5 separate regions of the Homo sapiens genome follow, and regions 1, 3, 4 and 5 are each linked to region 2. The links are chromatin contacts, found by Hi-C or POLR2A ChIA-PET in ENCODE. All regions are on one chromosome and are shown on one strand. The core of a region is the stretch at or near the end of the contact, and the rest is flanking DNA. Distances in the headings are between cores, read along the strand shown.

Region 1 (4,661 bases), core at 2,014-4,513, 920 kb before region 2:
CTACCTCTGGGACAGGAGCTCCTAGAAAGCCAACACTCTACCTTGAACCCAGTGCCAGCCCAGAGCTGACCTTAACCAAGGTCTATTAATCAACTAAATGAAGCACATTAAAAAAGCGCTCTCATTCTCACTTGAAGGCTTCCTTAGGCATTTCCAGATCCACAGCTCCTGCCCAGAACCCATAAATTCAAACGAACGCTCTGGCCAAGTTGGCAAACACAGGAAAATGAGATGCAGCCCCAAAGAATCTGACTCTTGCTCATGACCTTCTGCAGAAGTGGGGAATCAGCATGTACCTGCCAGGGTGGCCCTGGGATTTCAGGCCAACCCCAATTCCCAGGCAGACCCCCTCTGGCTGCAGCTAAGCTGCATTCTGGGGAGCCCTTATAATTTACTTCTCAGCTTTTTCTATATACGGGAATGTGTTCAATGACTCACAAGTTTCTTATCATTCAGGACTTTTGGAAAGACTTTCAGAGAAGTACACCTCCCAAATCCTTTGACAAACTGACAGGCGGACAAGTTCAGGTTAGAAAACAGAGTCCCCAGAGCCCGGACTGCCTTGTGGAGGGCTGACCCCTGCAGCAGAATGGGTAGCAGGGCTCAGGGGAAGGCACAAGGAAGGGAGAATGAGTAACTAGGGACAGAAGCAAGGTGCAAATGGGTCCCATAGGCTCACTTTCCTGCCCTAAGGACTGGGACACCTTTGTTCCTCATTTTCCCCAGGCCCCGGTTCAATTTCAACTCCCGAGGATATCAGTGACCAAAGCCCCATGGGGCCAAAACTCACAGCTGAGCTAGGGAAAACCTTTTGAAACTTAATTTTGTCCAGTCAAGGCAAAGTCCCTTAGGTGGCTCTCAGTTTGTCCATCTATAAAATGGGTACTGCTCACCAGGCCTCCAGACTCTGAAAAGCAGATGTGGTCCAATCACCACAGGTTGAGGTGACGGGAAGGAGGCAGGGGAGGATGATTGCAGCTGAGCCATGGGTTAGTACAAGGGTGTCCCCAAAGGACAAAGCCTCCAGAATGCACCTTGGCCCTTGCCATACACCACAGTGACCCAGGACCTCGTGACACCCTCTAATCAGCAGCTCTACAGCCGAGCCCGGCTTTACAGCTTACTACAAGCTTATTCAGCCTCATCTCCCTCAATCCCCTCAAGGACGTAGTGAGGCCGGCACTGGTGTCCTTGCTGCCCAGGCAGCCAAGCCGAGGCTCAAAGAAACCAAGGGAATCAACCAAGGTCACCCACCCATTAAAACAAAGCATAGGACTTAAATCAGTTCCCTGGGGACAAGCTCCTACCTCTGGTCCCTGGTTTACTCTATAACCAGTCTGCCCCACCCATTTTACAGGTAAGGAAACTGAGGCAGAAAAAGGGTTGCCCAAGGTCAACTGGGGGCTGAGCCAGGCCTAACACCTCCCACCATTCTACCAGTCCCACCCTGTTGGGGGTTCTTAGCCGTGCTAGGCCCCCTTTGGATCCTCTCCAACACCATCTTGATGAAATTCCTCCCCCACCCCACCTCCTCATGCCCACCCCACAATCCCTGGGTGACTCCCTGGTCGAGAGGGAGGCAGGTGGTTGCTAAGCACTCACCCGCTCTCTCTCTCATAAAAATAAACTCCTTCTGGCTAGGAGACTCTGGACAAGATCCCCTCCCTTCTAGCCAACAAAAAATTAAAAAGAAATTTTAAAAAGATCTCCTCAGTGACATTTACTTGAACGTCAGCTGTGCCAAAGCGGGGGCCAATTTAGTGAAGTCCAAATGGAGCCATGCGCCAGTAAACCTCAGCCCGAAGACCCTCCATTCAAGTGTCTGGGCAATTACTGAGCTGATTTATTTCCCCAGACAGGAAACGGGGGCCCAGGCTGCCTCCCAAGCTTTTGGGGCTGGTCCTGGGGATGCCGGGATCTGGCAGAGGCCCAACAGTGACCAAAATAGCCAGGCCGGTGGCCCTACCCGGCACACACCTCCCTGCCTGGGAGAGCTGCCCACAGGTCTCCTCTCCAGTCCAGGCTGAAGTCCAGGCTGAAGCTTTGAGGCTGTAGGAGGAGGTCCCTGGAATTCTCTCTGTGTGGCTTCCCTAGTGGGAGGGGGACGAGAATCTCCTACTCAAAAGAGGAACCCACAGAAGGAAGAGAAATAGTCTGGAGGGGGAAGTGTCCTGCTGGCCCTGCCGGCTGTCCACTACCCCTTGGCTGCCCCTCCGGGCCTTGGTCCCACCACTCAGGACTGCTGGACGCTGGCGCTGCCACCTGCACACCACCTATGGAGTGCATGCACCTATGGAGCCACGCTGCCCTATCACCTCTCCCCACTCAGCGCCGGCCCTGGAGAACCAGCTCTGGCCATTGGACCCTCTAGGCACCAGGGACACCCTCTTGGGTACAGCCGAGGACACACGAGTGCCCACAACCAGGGACCTGGAGACACAACCACACTCAGGGACACGCACGTGCACCTAGCCAGGGCCTGGAAGACGCAGCCCCCCACACACAGATTCATGCAGACACAAACGGGGACACACAAGAGCACACATCCAAAGACAGCACACTCAGGTATCACACACAGAGAGGCACACACACACAGCCCAGCACGCAGAGAATAACAGACATGCACCGGAACACACATGTGCACGCTGCTGGGGACACGGTGAAACAGTCACCCTCAGAAACACAGACACAGGGATACGGAGGCACATGTAGGCATCCTGACGGAGACAGGCACACAGATATGCCACACACACACACACACACACACACACACACACACACACACACACACTCTCCTGCCGCCCGCACCAAGAGCCGGAGCCCTTTTGCCGGGGAAACAATAACAGCCCCGCCAGCGGGACTGAGCAGGCGACTCTCGGTCCCTTCCGCGGTGGTGAAAGGGGCGCCGGATGGGCGCACGCGGAGGGGAGGAGGCCGGGACTGCGGCGACGCGGGGATGGGGAGGGGCTGCAGACGGCGGGCAGCGCCGGCTGCGCGCCCAGCTCCCGGTCCCTCCGGTACCTGGGGTGGCTGCGGCGCCGCCCGCGCTCTGCTCGGCTGTGCCGGGTTCCGCCGGCCGGGGGCTGCCTGCCCGCTCGCTCTCTGACCCGCTGGGTGAACGCTCCGCACTCCCTCTTGGCGCAGCTTGTCCTCTGGGCTTGCGGTCCTCGGGGCTCGGCGTTGGCGGCGGCGCGAAGGAAGCGGTAATTTATAAGCGGCTTCTTCCTGACCTCGCGTGTCTGTTGTCTGAGCAGGCAGCTCTCAGCATCACCCATCCTGCTGGGTGGAAAAATACCAGCTCGGCCGGGCCGGGGGCGGGGCCGGGGCGGGGCCGGGGCTTCCAGCCCCGCCCCAAGTGCGGACACACGCGCGCACACATACACATGCACACACATACACGCAAACACGCACGCGCGCATGGGCTCGGACACACAAAGAACCCGGGCTCGCCGAGCGCGCGCGCACACCCTCATGCCGCGCGGCGAACGTTCGTTGCCAGGTGCGGCAGCCCGCCCTGGGCGCCTCCTGCCTGCGGAAGAAGAGCAGGACAGACCCGACCCGACCCGCCTAGTCCTTTCCTTCACAGCAGCCTCCAAACTCCACCGCTCGCCTCTTCCGCCAGGCTCCTAGGATGAGGCCCAGGGCTCCTGGAGCAGCCAGGTGCAAACCAGACCGGGCTCGCACTCCACTGCGTTGCCCTGGGCGATCGTCCACGTTCTGGGAGACTCGGTATGCCCCGGGAGGGTGGCCTGAGCTTGTGGTGTGAAGCCAGGTACAGAGCTCCAGAATCCTGGCCTTGCCATGGCTGTGTGACCCTGGGCAAGTGACTCAATTTCTCTGCCTCAGTGTCCTCATCTATAAAATGGAAAGGAAAATAGTAGCGCTTGTCTCCTCCGGCTGTTATGAAGATCCAAGGTTAACAGCGTAGAGAACTCGGAACGCACCCGGCATCTAGGAAGTGCCAAGCCAGTGTCAGCTAATGTGACTATTTTTAAATGGAGATGGGGAGTGTGCCATTATTCTTGTCCTTATTTGAATGAACGGGCCCTCAGGGACCATTTTCCACTGCCCCGCCCTGGCAGCATGAGAGGGAAACGCTGTGAGAACCCCGAACCCCAGCCTTCTCCTGTCCCTCTCTCTCTCTCTCTCTCTCTGCACCTGGGAGGCGGGGAGGAGAGAGCCGATCCTTCCACCATTTACACGGAGAATGAAAGAAGAAATACCGGCCAGGCGCGGTGGCTCATGCCTGTAATCCCAGCACTTTGGGAGGCCGAGGGGGCAGATCACCTGAGGTCAGGAGTTCGAGACCAGCCTGGCCAACATGGCGAAACTCCGTCTCTACTAAAAGTACAAAAATTAGCCTGGCGTGGTGCCGGGTGCCTATAATCCCAGCTACTCAGGAGGCTGAGGCAGGAGAATCCCTTGAACCCGGGAGGCGGAGGTTGCAGTGAGCCGAGATCACGCCACTGCACTCCAGCCTGGGTGACAAGAATGAGTCTCAAAAAAACAAAAAAGAAGAAGAAGAAGAAATACCACACAGGTCCGACCAAGAGCTGCCCCCACTCAGGCCAGGATCCCTGCCTGGAAGGGCTCTGCAGCCACTCTCCCTGTACAGCCCCAGGATGCTAAGGAGCATCCCGAAGTGACACTGGCTCTCCCTG
Region 2 (4,556 bases), core at 1,620-4,119:
AGCAGGTGGCACAAGGGTCAGGGATGTTGACCCTCAGAGTGAGAAAAACTCTTCTTAGGAATTCCCCCTCCACCTTCCCCCCGCCCTTTTTTTTTTTTTAATTCATTTAAAGAGACAGGGTCTTGGCCAGGTGTGGTGGTTCACGCCTGTAATCCCAGCACTTTGGGAGGTTGAGGCAGGTGGATTGCTTGAGCCCAGGAGTTCAAGACCAGCCTAGACAACATAGTGAGACCGCATCTCTACAAAATATCAAAAACATGAGGTGGGAGGATCACTTAAGCCAGGGAGGTTGAGGTGGCAATGAGCCTTGATTCCGCCACTGCACTCTAGCCTGGGTGATGGGAGTGAGACCCTGTCTCAATAAATAAATAAACAAATAAATAAATGCAAGACAAGGTCTTGCTCTGTAGCCCAGGCTGGAGTGCAGTGGCACAACCATAGCTCACTGCACCCTCGAACTTCTGGGCTCAAGTGATCCTCCTGCCTCAGCATTTCAAGTAGCTAGGACTATAGGTGCATACCACCACCCCCAGCTAAGTTTTTTATTTTTATTTTGTAGAGACAGGATCTTGCTATGTTGCCCAAGCTGGTCTCAAACTCCCGGCCTCAAGTGTTCTCCTAGCCTTGGCCTCCCAGAGTGCTGGGATTACAGGCACGAGCCACTGCGCCCGGCCTCCCTCCACCTTCTGATGATATTACAGGAGGCTCAGTGTGGCATGGCCTCGCAACACCTGCCTGTGCTTTGCTCATCTTCCGTTCAAACCACTAATCAGTCTCACAGCCTGCAGGCAATAGTAACCAGCCTGGATTGAATTATACTGTTGTTTTCATTGCATTTACTTTTTTACCATGACCTATTTATGGCAAGTGAAACTGCCTTTTCCCATTTTGATGACATAATGTTTCCTTTTAAAACAAGTTTAAGTGAATTTCCCACCTAAATCAGGCCCCTTGATTACAAACCACAGTTAAAACGATATGCTCTTCGAAGCATCATTTTGCTCAAGGGGATGAGCCCTAAAGGTAGGGCGCCTGGAGCTCTGAGTTCCAAACCCAACTCCGCCTCTTGTAACTGTGTTACTTCAGCCACTAATGGGAGCTGTGTCCTTCCCTGGAAAGAGGTCACAAGCAGGCAGCCAGTGTGCCCAGTTCGGTCTACAGGTGGGCTTTTACAATCTTATAATGAGTGCCATATTAAGAAATCAGGGCCGGGTGTGGTGGCTCACGCCTGTAATTCCAGCTACTTGGGAGGCTGAGGCAGAAAAATTGTTTGAACCTGAAAGGCGGAGGTTACAGTGAGCTCCTGAGCCTCTGCTGCGATTGTGGTGCCTACCCCGAGGGCTGCTGTGAGGACTGGACTGGAATTGGGTGCACATGTTTCCTAATCATTCTAGGACACAATTTCCCCCATCTGTAATCAAGAGAGGTGCGGTGGAGGTGCTCTACCTCCTGACTCTCTGAACCTTAGGAAATGGACTCCTCCAAGCTTCACCTTCCCTGTGCCCATCAGTAATCAGCTACCTTTCCACTAGGCCTCTTGGGCAGAGGCAGGACTTAGGCCCACAGGATGGGGAGCCAGGGAGAGTCTGAGTCAGGGACATCATATCGTGATTAGGAGTCTGTGTTGGAAAAATCATTTTGGGCGGAAGCATGGGTGGAAGGCCATCCGAGGGCTGAAACTGAAGATGGGAGAGAGCCTGAGGCTTATGTTGGGGATGAGGACGGAGAGGACAGGTGGGTTGGAGGAAGCAGATGAGAGTCCAAGGGGGACCTTCCATACCTTTTAGGAAATTGATCACTTTGCCCCATTTTCCGGCATCAAAGGGATGCAGCTTCTCCAGGCCCATGAAGGTGATGTTGTAGCGCGGCGAGTACACGATTGGCCAGCGTGTCTCTGGCACATGCTGGTACAGCTGGGTTGTGTGTAGCCTACCGTGTGGAAAAAGACAGACGCACAGCTGGGGCAGCCTCGGCAGAAAGCAGCTCCCTCCCGAGCCCGCCTGGACTGACCCACCAGCCATTGCCCAGCACCACTAGCCCCTCAGCCGCAGACAAGGGCCCCTCAACAACAGCTGCTTAAACTGGCTGCCTTTCCCGGAACCCAATTCCAATCCAGTCCTCACAGCAGCCCTGGGGGTAGGCACCACAATCGCACCAGAGGCTCAGAGAGCAGACCAGGTGTGCCCAAGGTCACAGTGCAGGTCTGTGGAGAAGCAGGCGTGCACTCAGGTGTGTCTGGCTGCAAGGCCTCCGCGCATCACCTCTGCACCGTAATAAATGCCCCCACAGCTGTGTGGCACAAGGCTTCGGCTGCAAAATGTGTGGCTGTTGTGAGGACTCAGAGAATGCAACTGAGGAGCTGAGCACAGTAAGCACTCAGAAACCCAAGTCGGGACCCAACCTGAGCCAGGGCGGGGGGCGGGGATCCCCTGACCCCGCTGCGCTGCTAACCCTTCCCATCACACCCTGGCAGTCGTCACCCAGAGACAGAAATCCGCCCCAGTGGCTGCCTCCGTGGGGGCGTCCGCGTAGCCAGGGGGCTGGGCAGCGCAGACGTCAGACCCGCGCACATCGCCCGACCGCTCCGGGTCCGGGCCCAGGCCCGCGGCCGGCGCGCGTCCCTCGGGCCACCGAGCAGGGGCGCGGGGCTGGCCTGGCGCGCCGGGAGGGCCTGGAAACACCCGTCCCGAGCGTCCCTCACCCCTCACCAGCAAATCTGGGCCCTTACCTGGCGCGCCCGCCCGGCCGTCCCCGCCCTCGCCCTAGCGCGCCCGCCCACCGGGACCCCTGGGAGCCCACCCCCGCCCTCGCCCCGCGGCACTCACATCCCGGGGCCGGCCCTCCCAAAGCTGGCCGCAGCTCCGCGACCGGGCGGGGCGGGGCGGGGCGCGGGTGGGGCCAGCCCAGGACACGCCCCCGGGCTTAGCCGCGTCCTCTGGGGGCAGAGCTCTGGCCGATTTGGCCCGCCCCGCCAGTGTTGCGACACAGAGAGCCTGCCCGCAGGAAGGCCACCCCCAACGCCCATCAAGCCCGAAGTCCCGCCTCCGCAGGCAAATACCCGGTGGAATCCCGCCTGGTTCGGAAGCTCCGCCCCCTGGCGGGAGGGCCAAGCGGGTTTCACCCCGGCCTCGCGGAAGGGGCGCGACCACCGTATGTCCTGTTCCTGCGCTTCCCAAGCTGGGTAGAAACGGCGAGAGGCTGGGGGTTAGAAACGACAGGTTCCCGGCGGGCTGTGCCGGGGCTTCGCTGTGTGACCTTGGGCTGGCGTCTGGGCTCTCTGGGCCCTTGTTTCCGCGAGTTAAACGTAGGGGCGGGGGAGTTTCTCTGGCCCTGCCGCCTGTGACCTAAGGAGCCCCGTGACCTCTCCGACCCGAGCCCACCCCCGGCCCAGTCTGCGAGCAGCTCCGGGACAAGCACTCCCGGCGAAGACATGTAGGCTCTCAGAGCCTGCGTTTCCCTCTGTAGAGCAGGCCTAGTTACTGTCTTCAGGGTGCACGCGTCTCCGTCCCCGACCCGCACCCTCACCGCCGGGGTAAGCTGAGCCAGGCCCAAGCGACAGCTGGGGTTGTCCGTGGGGCTGCAACCCAGGAGGAGGCCCCAACAATAGAGCCCCAGAGGACGGAGACAATGGGCCTCTCTGTCGGCCCAGCCGTCCCCGCCATCCAAACAGAAGCAGCTGACGGAGGACTGCCGGGCTGGGATCCCTGGGCTCCGCGGGGGCGGCTGTGTGCCAGGGCGGGGCACAAGGGAAGCGCACAGACGTTTGAAGAGGGGCCCCCGTGTGCCTGCCATGATTGCATGATGGCATCTGAGCCTCACAACCTAATCCTGAGAAAGGTGCCATAATCACCCCAACTTTATCTTGAGGGAACTGAGGTTCGGGCCTGGATTAAACCCAAACTCGGCCACCCGCCAGCATAGTGGCTTTGGGCAGGTTGCTTCAGCCTTCTGGTCCTTCATGTCTGCATCTGAAAATGAAGTACTGGGCCGGGTGCGGTGGCTCACGCCTGTAATCCCAGCACTTTGGGAGGCCGAGGCGGGTGAATCACCTGAGGTCAGGAGTTCGAGACCATCCTGACCAACATGGTGAAACCCCGTCTCTACTAAAAATACAAAAAATTAGCTGGGCGTGATGAAGGGCGCCTGTAATCCCAGCTACTCGGGAGGCTGGGGCAGGAGAATCGCTTGAACCGGGGAGGGGAGGTTGCGGTGAGGCCGCGCCATTGCAATCCAGCCTGGGCGACAAGAGTGAGACTCCATCTCAAAAAAAAAAAAAAGGAAGAAAATGAAGTTCTGGTTGCACTTCATTCTCTGGATTTCATGGGCAAGTCCAGGGAATCAAGAGACAATAATGTTGATTATTATTCAGAGACCATCTGTCATGTGCTAAGTTGAAGTCCAAATGCTTTTTGCTTGTCGAACTCTTCTGACAGTCCTAGGAGGCAAACTATTGTCATCCCCATTTTATAGATAAAGAAATTGAGGCACAGAATGGTGAAGTAACTCACTCAAAGGTCAGGGATGTGGGCAGATGTAAACCACAGAAGGAATAAGTA
Region 3 (4,375 bases), core at 1,525-4,024, 720 kb after region 2:
AATATTTATAGCAGTTTTATTCATAATAGACCCAAACTGGAAACAATCAGATGCCCCTCACTGGGTAAATGGCCAACAAACAGTTGCCTATCCACACCATAGAATCTGAACATCCACGCTACTCTGCAATAACAAGGAACAAGCTGGCCAGGCACAGTGGCTCATGCCTGTAATCCCAGCACTTTGGGAGACTGAAGTGGGAGGATTGCTTGAGCCCAGGAGCTTAAGACCAGCCTGAACAACATGGCAAAACCCTCTTTCTACTAAAAATACCAAAAAATTAGCCGGGCGCAGGTGGTGCACACCTGTAATCCCAGCTACTCAGTAGTCTAAGGTGGGAGAATCGCTTGAACGCGGGAGGTGGAGGTTGCAGTGAGCAGAGATGGTGCCCACTGCACTTCAGCCTGGGCAACAGTGCAAGACCATGTCTCAGAAAGAAAGAGGCTGGGCGCAGTGGTTCACGCCTATAATCCCAGCACTTTGGGAGGCGGGCAGATGACGAGGTCAGGAGATCGAGACCATTCTGATTAACACGGTGAAACCCAGTCTCTACTAAAAACACAAAAAATTAGCTGGGCGTGGTGGCAGGCGCCTGTAGTCCCAGCTACTCAGGAGGCTGAGGCAGGAGAATGGCGTGAACCCAGGATGTGGGGAGCTTGGAGTGAGCCGAGATCACGCCACTGCACTCCAGCCTGGGCAACAGAGCGAGACTCCGTCTCAAAAAAAAAAAAAAAAAAAGTAATCAAACAGCCATTTTTCTTTAGAACCCAAAGCAACCATTTAGTGGACCTTCTTGTCTCTCTTCAAACGGATCTCCAGCGATGGTTTGTTTGTATTGCTGCCCTCCAGTGATTGTCAAACTGGGTTCTCTGGCACCCCTGGGCTCTTCGTTGGCACCCCAAGGGCTGCCTGCAAGGCCAAGGTGATGTTGGTGTTCCCATCGACAGCCCATGGCTCCTACTTCAACCAGAAAAAAAAAAATCCACTTTGATCAGATAAGATTTCTTAAATTTTATTTGTCAAAAGGATTTTTCTGCTTAAAACAATAAGATTGTTGAGTACAAATCACTAGTTTTGCACAAATCAGAATGAGCTAGGATTGACTTTTCCTCTACTCCCTCTTTATTTTTTAAAAAAATTTAACTTCAGGCCAGGCGCGGTGGCTCATGCCTGTAATCCCAGCACTTTAGGAGGCCAAGGGAGGTGGATTACTTGAGGTCGGGAGTTCAAGACCAGACTGGCTTGTCTCTGCTAAAAATACAAAAATTAGCCAGGCATGGTGGCAGGTGCCTGTAATCCCAGCTACTCGGGAGGCTGAGGCAGGAGAATTGCTTGAACCTGGGAGGCGGAGGTTGCAGTGAGCCGAGATTGCGCCACTGCACTCCACCCTGGGCAATAGAGTGAGACTCTGTCTCAAAAAAAAACAAAAAACAAAACTTAAATATTAAAATATGTAAACCTGCCTCCTGGGTTTAACTTTAAGTTAATTTTAACTTTAAATTTAACTTTAGTCCTTGCCTTTTAAAGTAGGTGCAGGGACACAGGCATCTGAGGGTTAGGAGAGCCCTCAGGTAACGAGATCCAACTTTCTGCCTTCAGCCAAGGCAAGCTTTCATTATGCCCATTTTACAGGTGAAACAACTGAAGCCTGGAGGCCCAGGATGAGTAAGGCTTAATCTAGTTTAGGAATCTTTTAAGCTCCATCTCAAATGGCATCAGCTACGGCCACTGTTTCTCTAAGACCATAGATTGCAAGGATTCCAACGTGGACCAGAAGCTAACACTTCAAACATGGATTTAAGTGGCACGTGCAGGAGCTTCCAAATCTGTGAGTTAACTTGGAGTTTCTCCATGAAGGCATAGAAAGAGACCCAGGTTTCCAGTCAGGGAGACCTGAGTGAAGATCCTGACGCAGCCACTTCCCAGCCACGTGACCTTGAGCACATCATTTAACCTTTCTGAACCTCATTTTTCTCATCCATGAAATGGACACAATACTCTCCAATTTAGAGTTAATTTAATAGATGCTTTAAGATGACTAAGACAGGTGCTGCCCTCACAGACATCTTTCTGGTGACTAAAAATTCATGTAGCCGGGCACGGCAGCTCACACCTGTAATACCAACACTTTGGGAGGCTGAGGCGGGTGGATTATCTGAGGTCAGGAGTTCAAGACCAGCCTGGCCAACATGGTGAGACCCCCGTCTCTACTAAAAATACAAAAATTAGCCAGGTGTGGTGGGTGCCTGTAATCCCAGCTACTTGGGAGGCTGAGGCAGGATAATCACTTGAAGCCGGGAGATGGAGGCTGCAGTGAGCCGAAATCACGCCACTGTACTTCAGCCTGGGCGACAGAGTGAGACTCTGTCTCAAAAAAATTAAATAAAAATAAAAATAAACCTCATGTAAAGAACCAGGCTCCTGGGTGCTCATAGTAGGTAAACATTCTTTTCTCCATACACCTACAGGGCATCATTCTCAGACCTAGGAAGTCACTGGGGAGTTCCAATCAGCCTGAAGGATCCCACAGCCTCATCACAAGAACACCAAGGTATAGCAGGGGCTGACGTGTGCCAGGCGCTGCCTTGACCACTTTATATAAATATTCTCACCATGGATAGGGGCTGTGTCCCGCCATTTTTATGGATGGGGAGACTGAGGCTGAGCTGTCTAACTTGTCTCCAGAACACCCATGCCTGCTGAGTCAGGCAGGCCCCCGCTTGCAGTTCTGGAATTCAGGGAAGCTGGATGCCATGCTCAGCTGCTGAGCTGGCTCCCCCGGGCTGTCAGCTGTGCTCACAGGACAGTAGGAGGTTGTCCTATGAATCACCCCCTACACACAGGGCAATGAGGTCACCTCAGGATGGAGTTGAGCTGGGGCCTGCCTTACACTTCTGGCAGCTCTATCATGTCCCCTGAGATCTGCCCACAGCAAAGAGGTAGGAAACGCCCTGAGGTTCATCCATCCTGTACCAGGTACACACACAACCAGATGCTGTAGGAGGTGCAAAGAGGGAAACTAAGGCTCAGGGAGGGAAGTACCTGAACTTGGGAGTAGGAGGCAAACAGAAGGTAATGAACAGTTTTTTTGGAGCACCTACTATGTGCCAGGCATTTAAACCTTTTTTTTTTTTTTTTTTTTTTTGAGACAGAGTCTCACTCTGTCGCCCAGGCTGGAGTGCAGTGGCGCGATCTCGGCTCACTGCAAGCTCCGCCTCCCGGATTCACGCCATTCTCCTTCCTCAGCCTCCCGAGTAGCTGGGACTACGGGAGCCCGCCACCACGCCCGGCTAATTTTTTGTATTTTTAGTAGAGACGGGGGTTTCACTGTGTTAGCCAGGATGGTCTCCATCTCCTGACCTCGTGATCCACCTCAGCCTCCCAAAGTGCTGGGATTACAGGTGCGAGCCACCGCGCCCAGCTGCATTTAAACCTTTAAGTGGCAGGAAACATCACCCAGTCCAGTGGGGCTTATTTAAATACAGATTCTAGGTCCCACTCCTGGAGTTTCTGATTCAGGCCCGGGATGGGGTCTGAGAATTTGCATTTCTAAAAGGTTTCCAGGGGATGCTGTAGCAGCTGGTCCGGGGACTATATTTTGAAAATATCTAGTTCCACCTCCTTTCCTCTGCTTAGTGGTGGTCCTTAATTTTCTTCTTACATACCTCCAGAGACAGAGAACTCACTGTCTATTCAGTCAGCCTATTTCATGTCTAGATAGATCTTACTTTGAAGATATGAGCGTGTGTGCTTATGCTGAACTGAACACTCACTCTGTAGGCTCTCCCCTGTGGCCTCTGGACCACAGTGGTCTCATTAGAAAGGAGCAATTGGAGAAGACAGACTTATAATTAGACCCGGGGTCCCCCTCACCCTCACAGTACTCCAGCCTCTGCCAGTTCTACCTCTAAATCAGCACCATCCAATATAGAAGTTCTGTAGCTCCTGAAAACTTAAAATTTAAAAAAATTTTCAGTAACTATGTTAAAAATAGTAAAACGAAGCAGGTGACACTAATTTTAATAATATATCCAGACCAGGTGCTTTGGCTCATGCCTATAAATCCCAGCACTTTGGGAACCCAGGGCTGGAGAATCACTTGAGCCCAGGAGTTCAAGACCAGCCTGGGCAACACAGCAGACCCTTTCTCTACACAAAATTTTAAAAAGTAAAAGTTAACCGGGCATGGTGGTGCACACCTGTAGTCCCAGCTACTGGGGAGGCTGAGGTAGGAGGATCACTCGAGCCCATTTCAAGGTTACCATGAGCTATGATTGTACCACTGTACTCCAGCCTGGGCAAGAGAACAAGATCCTGTCTCTACAAAATAATAATAATATATCCAAATATCATTTTAATAGATAATCAATACAAA
Region 4 (4,798 bases), core at 122-2,621, 940 kb before region 2:
GGTCAGCAAACTGGCCACTGGGCCAAATCCAGCAGCTTGTTTTCTCTTGCCTCAGCCTCCAGAGTAGCTGGAACTACAGGTGCGCACCATCACGCACAGCTAATTTTTGTATTTTTAGTAGAGATGGGGTTTTGCCATGTTGGCCAGGCTGGTCTTGAACTTCTGACCTCAAGTGATCCACCCGCCTCAGCCTCCCAAACTGCTGGGATTACAGGCGTGAGCCACTGTGCCTGTTCAAAAATGTATGACTTTTATAACCAGAGTAAATAATAAATATCATTTTATTACGGTCTTGAGCCTTCTAGGAAGCGAATGTTGAGGTTGGCACTTCTGTTGAACAGGCCTGAGGTGGCCTTTTCTGACAACACTGGAAGTCATGGGCCTGTTATATCAACACTCCTATATGCACCAGTTTACAATGGGTGCGGGGCATGGGGGCAGACACCCCGTGGGAGATCTCACCACAAGCCCAGAGAGGGTCTCCCTGTTAAGAATCTTCTTTCTTCCTTAAGCTGCCCCAGGCACCGGGAGGGTGAATCTGATTTCTGGACTCAGCCCCATAGCTGAGGGGGTGGGGAGTTGCTCTAGGGGGGGCTCACCTTGGGGGATAAAATGAGAAATTGCATGTGGGGTGCTTGGCACTGATGTGCTAGGCCTTTTGCACACTTAACCTCACTGTGCTTACAAAGTGATGAGGTCACCCCCACCCCAAAATCCCAGTATCACCGTCTTTCTAACCCTCCTGGGTGCCACTATTGCTCCATTTCAGGGGTGGGTTACCTGAGGCTCAGGGTAGTTCTGTGACTCCTCCAGGTCACGAAGCCGGCAGGGCTGGAACAGAGATTTGAACTAGGGACTGCCTGACTCCCCAGCTCCATGGACTCCACTACATGGGTTGCCCCCTGTCAGCAATACTTTTTTGGGCTGGTCCATTAATAGTTCAGGCTCTGCTGAACAACTAACACACATTCCCATGTCCGCATCATGCCCCTTCTCAGATGAGAACCTGAAGGTCAGAGCCCTCAAGTGACGTGCCCAGTGAGGAGGGCGCACACCTAGCAGTGCTCAGACTTCAGAGCTGACAAGGTCTGTTCTTCCACCCTGTTCCTCTAGACACCCCTGCCATGTCAGGGGGCCGAGGAGCCCTTTCAGAAAGTGTTAAGCCAAGAGGGCTGCTTGGAGGAGCATCAGATAAGTCTGAGGGCAAATCTGCCTCTCAGCCTTTTCTATAAAATGGGCTCCCAAGCGCAAATACATCAGCAAGCCTCAAAAAGAGGAACATTGGCAACCTCTGTTTACTGCCTGTAACAGCCCATCCCAGGCAGGGCCCCTTGCACAAGACTCTATCTGGAAGCAGAACTCACATTCCAGCCTCACGGCAGCAGGAGCCTCATTTCCCAGGTGCTTTGACTACTCATTAACCAGGAGGAAGTCCCGGGGGAAGGGGAAGGGGCTGGGCCCAGAGGCCGTTCCCAGCCTGAGGAAGTGGGCTAGAGTCAGCTCAATCAGGTTCAAATCCTTCCCAGCTGTGTAGTCTTGGAAACAATCAATTCATCTCTCCAAGCCTCAGTTTTCTGATCTGTACAATAGGGATGACATCAGCGCCCACCTCACAAGGCTCCTGAGGAGGCTGTGCATGAGTCTGTGACGTGTTTAGCAGTGCCTGATGTGCAATAAGCGCTCAATGAATTTCTCATATTTTTTCAAAAAGAGTAAGAGCACACCCACTTCTTTGGGTTGACAGAGTTAACACAGTAAACCTCTCGGCAGTATATGAGCATGCTGAGTCCAGGAAGCGGTAGCAATCATTATTATTGACGTCTATAACTATTATGATGACGCCTGTGGAGGCTGACGTCGAGTAGGTCACCTCCATGCCTGCCCAGTGGCTGGCTGGGTACACACCCCTGCCCGATGTCACAGCACAAAGAATATGTCTCCATGGGGTGGGGCTGCTTGTGACCAAGCAACCTAGGCCAGCTGAGCTTGATGAAAAGGAAGGACTTGGTCCAGCTGCTAGCAGCAGCAGGTTGAGGAGCTCTGGGCCACAAACAAACGCTTGCCTAGTCCCGGCTTCACAGGGGACCCCACTCCAACCAATCCGAACCCTGGACCAGTGGGAGCTTAACCTTCCCCCTTAGAAATTTCTGCCCAGGAAGCCAGGGTTTTCTAATTCCAAAGCAGAGTCCACAGTGGGTCTTGACATCAATGTAAGGGGTCAAGGCCATCTTTTTTACTAAAGGAAGACAGAGCAGACCAGAGCACAGCAGATGGCGAGTACGAGGATGATCTGAGAAACTTCAATTTCAGGGTTTGAGTTTGACGTGTGTGTTTGTGTACATGCACACGCAGGCCACATCCCATTGTAAAATGTATTTAATGAACGCTGAGGATTAAATAAGACTCTGAAAGCCCCTAGAGCAGGCAATGTCTTAATCAGCGAAGGAGACATCCCTTAAACCCTTTTTAAAAACATAATGACGATCCTGAACTAAAAGAAAAATAAGGCTGCTGTAAACACTGAGACAATCAGTGCAATGCCATTAAGATCCACAGATAACAGAATCACGTCAATGTTAAATCAGTGTCCTGGGGTAGATAACTGTGCTAGGGTTATATAAGAGAATGGCCTTGCTCTTTTTTTTTTTTTTTTTCGAGACGGAGTCTCGCTGCGTCGCCCAGGCTGGAGTGCAGTGGCACGATCGCGGCTCGCTGCAAGCTCCATCCCCCGGGTTCACGCCATTCTCCTGCCTCAGCCTCCCGAGTAGCTGGAACTACAGGCGCCCGCCACCACGTCTGGCTAATTTTTTGTGTTTTTTAGTAGAGACAGGGTTTCACCGTGTTAGCCAGGATGGTCTCGATCTCCTGACCTCGTGATCTGCCCACCTTGGCCTCCCAAAGTGCTGGGATCCCAGGCGTGAGCCACGGCGCCCGGCCTGGCCTTGCTCTTATGAAAGGCCTGAAGGATTGAGGTGAAGGGGCATCATGCCTGCAATTTACTCCCCAATGATTCAGCAAAAATGGAAGAATGTTCACGTGACTGTTTTTATTTAACATATTAGTGAGAAAGAGATGAAGCGAATGTGGCAAATGTTACCCATGGGAAAATCTCAACGAAGGGCATAATGCGAGGCCACTGTAATACTCTTGCAACTTTAGCAAAGGTTTTCCATTTTACTTGTTTATTTATAATTTTATTTATATTATTTTTAATTTTTGCTGAGATGGGGCTCATTATGTTGCCCACGCTGGTCTCGAGCTCCTGGCCTCAAGCAATCCTCCTGCCTTGGCCTCCCAAAGTGCAGGGATTGGAGGCGTGAGCCACTGTGCCCTTGACAACATCGTGAAACCCCGTTACTCCAAAAAATACAAAAATAAGCTGGGCACGGCGGCACGCGCCTGTAGTGCCAGCTGCTAGGGAGGCTGGGGTGGGAGGATCACCTGAACCTGGGGAGATCGAGGCTGCAGTGAGCCCTGATGACACCACTGCACCCCAGCGTAGGCGACAGAGTGTGACCCTGTCTCAAAACAAAAACAAACCTTTAACAGAGACAGAGCCAAGCTCAGACCCCAATCCTCAGAATCAACTCAGTGAGGGCATCCTCCCCACGGCAGACTTGCCCCAGGCTACTCTGCAGCAGAGCCAGGACAGGGCACAGGCTGGATCTCCAAAACCAGTGCTTGGCCCATTTGCAGGGCGTCCCTGTGCCCTCTGGCACAGACTGGCTGGGGACCAAGCAGGCACAGAGTGGCCAAGCCAGGCCAGGGGATCTGCCACCTGGAGGTGAGGTGTGGACAAGGTCTGTGGGCCTCAGGGGTCCCGTCTTGTCCTCCTAGAGCCTGGGGGAGACACGGAGCTCCTGAGCCCCCCACCTTGGGTCACTGCACAACGTGTGAGACACCCATCCCACCTGGAGGTCCAAGGTCACTTACGTTTGGGAGCTCCTCAGAAGGGCTGTGGTTCTGGTTCTGGATCTATTGCAAAGAGAGGAAGCGAAGACGGAAGAAAGAGATCTGGTCAGAGGCAGACTGTGCACAGGGCCCCTAATTGTCCACCCACTTGTAACCACCAGACGTGTGTGCTGGGGAGGGGCTGACCAAACCCCTTGGAAGGCCAGGACGCTGAGGCTCACACATGCATACTCACACATGCCAACACAAGCTCACATGCAGACGCACAGACACAAGTGTAATCATATGCAGACTCCCAGCCCCACACACTTGCCTGTGTCAGCCACACACATGTTCACAGCCACACACAGACCCACATGGGACACACACTCACACATGCACTCCCACTCACTCACACACGCCCCTCTCTTGGATGCAGGGTCCCCAAAACTTAGTCAGCAGCAAGAACCATCACATTGCCCTTGGTCAGAGGGGAACAAGGTTTCAGCTGCAAATGGGTAAGCTGTTCCACAGCCCTAGCCACAGAAAGCCCACACTCCTGAGCGCCCCACCAGCTCAGTCACATAGCCTGACTATTCCCAAGGGGCGCAGGGACACACCAGGGCCAGAGTGAGGGGCCTCAGAGAAGATCCTTGGGGGATGTGGTATTCACCAACCAGTTCAGGGGCGAGAATCACTGTGCCTAGGAAATCTGCTGAGCTTTGCTGAGCCAAGCAGTCCCGGACGTGACTAACCCAGAAGACTTTTTTTGGAGCGGGGGGGTTCTGTTGTCTTTTTCAGTAGAAGCTCAGTTTGGGAAATAGGCAGCTGGGGGCAGATCACCTCCTCCTACCAGCAAAGCTCCTTGCCCTGAGGCTGGAAGGCTCTCCTGGATTCCTGGAATCTA
Region 5 (3,356 bases), core at 1-2,500, 660 kb before region 2:
CACACCTGCCCTGGGCATGCCCAGCCCCTGGTGGTGGGGGCTTCTCTGCTGAGAAGGCAAACTGAGGCAGCATGCACGGAGGCGGGGTCAGGGGAGACGAGGCCAAGCTGAGGAGGTGCTGCAGGTCCCGTCTGGCTCCAGCCCTTGTCAGATTCACCCAGGGTGAAGCCTTCAAAGCTTTTTGCTACCAAAGCCCACTCACCCTTTGAGCTACAGAACACTTTGCTAGGAGATACTCTTCTGCCTCCTAGACCTGTTCTTTCCATCTTTAGAAACATCAGTTTTTGTATGGAAGCCACCGGGAGATTTCTGGATGGTGGTGCATCCGTGAATGCGCTGATCGTTTCTTCCAGTTAGAGTCTTCATCTGTCCGACAAGTTCACTCGCCTCGGTTGCGGACCTAGGACCATTTCTCTGCAGGCCACTTACCTTCCCCTGAGTCAGGCTTACTAATGCTGCCCTCACTGCCTCTTTGCAGTAGGGGAGAGAGCAGAGAAGTACAGGTCATCTGCTGGGATCTAGTTTTCCAAGTAACATTTTGTGGTGACAGAAGCCTAAAAAAAGCTAAAATCAGGAAAGAAAAGGAAAAATACGAATTGAAAATTAAGGAAATGTTAGTAAAATAGATGAGTGTTAAACTAGATTGTATTCATTACTAGATAAAATGTATAAAGCTCTCTGTACTAAGGAGAAATGACTTTTATAACATTTTGAGAAAATAATAAAGCATTTATCTAAAGATTTGGCTCTATATTTTCTTTCAGATTTTTTTTTTTTTAAGGGGTCTTACTGTCTTGCGCAGGCTGGACTCCTGGGCTTGAGTGGTCTTCCTGAGGGCTTTGCCTCAGCTGGCCCTCACAACCACCGTGTGTGGTGGAAAGGCATTGTTCGGGAAACAGTCCCAGCTCCTCAGGACTGCAGGCACCCACACACCACTGCCGTGCCCAGCTTCTTTCAGATTTAAGTCGGTAATAACACCCAGGTGACAGAGCAATGTATTCATATGTTGAGACAGCATGAAAGAGTCCATTTTGTTTTCATGGAGGCTGGAAATTCATTACATATGGAATTCTTCTGTATTTAGTGAAGAGATGTTAATCTTTGAGAGGAGCCATTAAAAATCGGAGTCACTTTTATCCAAGGGAAACAAACAAAACACTTGAGTTATGACTCATATGTGGCAAGAGGCTGGCTGGAACCTCTTGTTGAGAAACAGACTGGGGTTGCTATGGAAACTGGTCTCACACTTCCTCACCAGAGCTCGGCCCTCCTATAGAGGCAACTTGTTTTCTGTTATTTTTTTTTTTAAATTATTTTTTGAGACAGGGAGGGTTCCACTCTTGCCCAGGCTGGGGTGCAGTGGTGTGATCCCAGCTAGTGGTGTGATCCCAGCTGACTGCAGCCTCAAGCAATCCTCTCAGCCTCCTGAGTAGCTGGGACCATGGGTATGCACCACCACGCTTGTCTTTCTGGGGTTTTGAGATGATGGCATTGCCATGTCTCTGCAGAAATAACTTCTTCAGGCATATGTCAGCTACAAGGAGGCATTATTTAAATGAAACAGTAGGTTCTGAGAAACAGAAGAGTAGGTTTGGGAAAGTTCTCACTCACGTGCTTGTAAAAAATAAAGCAAACTGCTAGCATCAGAGTGGGCAGTTAGCAGCCGCCTTTCAGAACAGGAAGCAAAATGAATGAAAAATTAATGCCTCATGTGTCAGGCATTCTATGGGCTTTGTCTCATTTGGCCCTCACAACAACTTTGTGAGGTGGACAAGTGTTATTCCCATTGTACTGATGAGGGAACAGACTCAAATCGTTGATTTACCCAACATCACAGCCAGTATGTAGCAATCTTTGGCTCAGAACTCAGGTCTCCCGTGTCAACTCAGGATGCCTCTGGCAGTGGAGCACACTGCTGCCCCTTCCACTTTTTCTAGCACATTCTGAAGATGCATGAAGCCTGAGTCATTCACTTTAAATCAAGCCAAAACAAAGTGGGCTTCAGTGTGGACTTCTGAGTGCTAGATACTGAGTTGCCCTTAAAAAAAAATTAACTTATTTTAAGCACTGAAAGCTCAGATTTCCACAAAATTCAGTTCTCAATAAATCCTATGGCTGAATTCTTTACAGACATTTTGGAAAGAATGCCAAAAAAAAAAAATCTGAAACTAAAAATAGGATGTTTGTTAAAGTCCCACACCAGAAGATAATTTAGAAATTTATTACAAAACTTTTAATAAAAAATACAATGATATTACAAATTTGGTTTTCCAAAGCTTTCAAATTTTTCTTAACATTATCTTTCGTTTTAAGAACACTTTTGAAGTCGGCAGTTATTTAAAATCCTTACTAGAAAAAAACCAAAGCCCAAGGATTTTGCATTTAGTCATCATCTAGGTATACAGCGTGTTTTCCGAAAGCATCCTTTAAGAGTTTGGAGATTTGATGAAATTGCTCATGTAATAAGCAGTTAGTGAATACTATTGAATCCTAAACCCAGATAAGTCATCTTGGGCTGGCTGTGTTTTTCATGTGAAGAAACTCATTTATAGCACAGGCACCCCAGGCCAATAGAGATGATTACAGATCTCTGGTTTCAGAAGTTCTGACCCCTTATTCAGCTACCAAATACTTAATTGCTAAAGGAATTACTCCCAGCAGGCACAAAACGGTTTCTGAATATGACAGAAAAGGTACACAAAGAATCATTTAAGACATCCTGGTTACAACATACTTTATCTTTAAAAGGGTGTGAGAGTAGTTGGGGAACTTAGAAATTCTGTGACTTAGGTGTGGGTGGATCTTATTTAGGAAGACTAAAGCTATGGACACAACACGTGAAAGAACCACTCAGAAGCAGCCCTAGGAAGCCCAGGTGCCCACATCGAAAGCACTCCCAGGTGAAAGCAGCCAGGCAGGCGTGGGCATTGTACAACCAGCCTCAGGCCTCAGTTCTTGATTGTGGTTGACGGGGCGTCACCATGAAGGAGCCCATTTAGTATAAAGCTTCCAACCTTTTCTCTTAATCGTTTCTTTAATCTTTTAAACCATCTTCAAGTGCATAGGGGAGTTTCCGATGCCAGAGGATGAAAGCAAGTGCTTTCTCCACCCTCTCCTCCCAGAGTGAAAACAAATCCTTTTGCTGATACTTGTTTCAAAAGCATCCATTGTAAAGCTTCTCAGTGACACAAAATACTGAGAGGTAACTTTTTATCAATCAAACCACATACCCCAATTTAACACCTTTCAGTGCTCTGAATTCAACTGACAGACTAAAGGGTGTTTCCTGTAACAGTCTGAAATATTAAGTGTTTTTTTTGTTTTGTTTTTAAATCTTATTTCAGAAAACTTCCTCT

Evidence for each region. Hi-C counts contacts between places; a loop is a spot of excess contacts on that map. ChIA-PET counts read pairs that join two places held with the same protein, here RNA polymerase II (POLR2A). Pooled maps may share reads with other maps.
Region 1: a pooled map shows a loop between it and region 2 (18-fold over the local background). The contact joins the promoter of SLC6A6 here to the promoter of HDAC11 in region 2. A Hi-C loop is called at or near these places in 1 of 37 single-sample maps with no recorded cell type and 9 of 50 pooled maps. POLR2A ChIA-PET finds 5 or more read pairs at or near these places in 1 of 52 experiments (CD4-positive, alpha-beta T cell).
Region 3: POLR2A ChIA-PET joins it to region 2 with 16 read pairs in PC-9. The contact joins the enhancer-like site here to the promoter of HDAC11 in region 2. POLR2A ChIA-PET finds 5 or more read pairs at or near these places in 2 of 52 experiments (PC-9 and WTC11).
Region 4: a loop to region 2 is called in a map of CD8-positive, alpha-beta T cell, with 2.7 times the contacts of the local background. The contact joins the enhancer-like site here to the promoter of HDAC11 in region 2. A Hi-C loop is called at or near these places in 1 of 168 maps with a recorded cell type or tissue (CD8-positive, alpha-beta T cell) and 8 of 50 pooled maps. POLR2A ChIA-PET finds 5 or more read pairs at or near these places in 1 of 52 experiments (CD4-positive, alpha-beta T cell).
Region 5: a pooled map shows a loop between it and region 2 (6-fold over the local background). The contact joins the enhancer-like site here to the promoter of HDAC11 in region 2. A Hi-C loop is called at or near these places in 6 of 50 pooled maps. POLR2A ChIA-PET finds 5 or more read pairs at or near these places in 3 of 52 experiments (PC-9, WTC11 and activated CD4-positive, alpha-beta T cell).

Annotation. Positions count from the first base shown.
Region 1 is chr3:14,401,208-14,405,868 of GRCh38, reverse strand. It overlaps SLC6A6 (solute carrier family 6 member 6), which reads right to left and starts at 3,263. Exons shown (of 15, transcript NM_003043.6): 1 at 3,022-3,263. It overlaps LOC105376959 (a long non-coding RNA gene), which reads left to right and starts at 3,462. Exons shown (of 8, transcript XR_007095825.1): 1 at 3,462-4,661. RefSeq lists enhancers at 2,080-2,159, 2,230-2,289, 3,610-3,779, 3,790-3,839 and a silencer at 2,940-3,469.
Region 2 is chr3:13,478,619-13,483,174 of GRCh38, reverse strand. HDAC11 (histone deacetylase 11) reads right to left here and starts at 2,869. Exons shown (of 10, transcript NM_024827.4): 1 at 2,826-2,869; 2 at 1,781-1,929. The coding sequence starts at 2,827. HDAC11-AS1 (HDAC11 antisense RNA 1) reads left to right here and starts at 3,122. Exons shown (of 2, transcript NR_046690.1): 1 at 3,122-3,532. RefSeq lists enhancers at 2,148-2,804, 3,454-3,513 and a silencer at 2,504-2,993.
Region 3 is chr3:12,761,930-12,766,304 of GRCh38, reverse strand. It overlaps a transcript of TMEM40 not described here. Among named protein-coding and RNA genes, the nearest start is that of TMEM40, 4.9 kb to the right of the region's middle. Within about 2 kb of position 2,774, at least 3 of the 41 ENCODE cell types and tissues checked have a DNase peak (open chromatin) inside an H3K27ac peak, as active enhancers do.
Region 4 is chr3:14,415,589-14,420,386 of GRCh38, reverse strand. SLC6A6 (solute carrier family 6 member 6) reads right to left here. Exons shown (of 15, transcript NM_003043.6): 2 at 3,934-3,975. Among named protein-coding and RNA genes, the nearest start is that of SLC6A6, 15 kb to the right of the region's middle. Within about 2 kb of position 1,371, at least 11 of the 41 ENCODE cell types and tissues checked have a DNase peak (open chromatin) inside an H3K27ac peak, as active enhancers do.
Region 5 is chr3:14,142,530-14,145,885 of GRCh38, reverse strand. It overlaps TMEM43 (transmembrane protein 43), which reads right to left. Exons shown (of 12, transcript NM_024334.3): 12 at 2,206-3,356. It overlaps XPC (XPC complex subunit, DNA damage recognition and repair factor), which reads left to right. Exons shown (of 16, transcript NM_004628.5): 16 at 1-739. Among named protein-coding and RNA genes, the nearest start is that of XPC-AS1, 5.4 kb to the left of the region's middle. RefSeq lists enhancers at 997-1,106, 1,452-2,139 and a silencer at 1,763-2,057. Within about 2 kb of position 1,250, at least 34 of the 41 ENCODE cell types and tissues checked have a DNase peak (open chromatin) inside an H3K27ac peak, as active enhancers do; they include PC-9, where a contact is called at or near this core.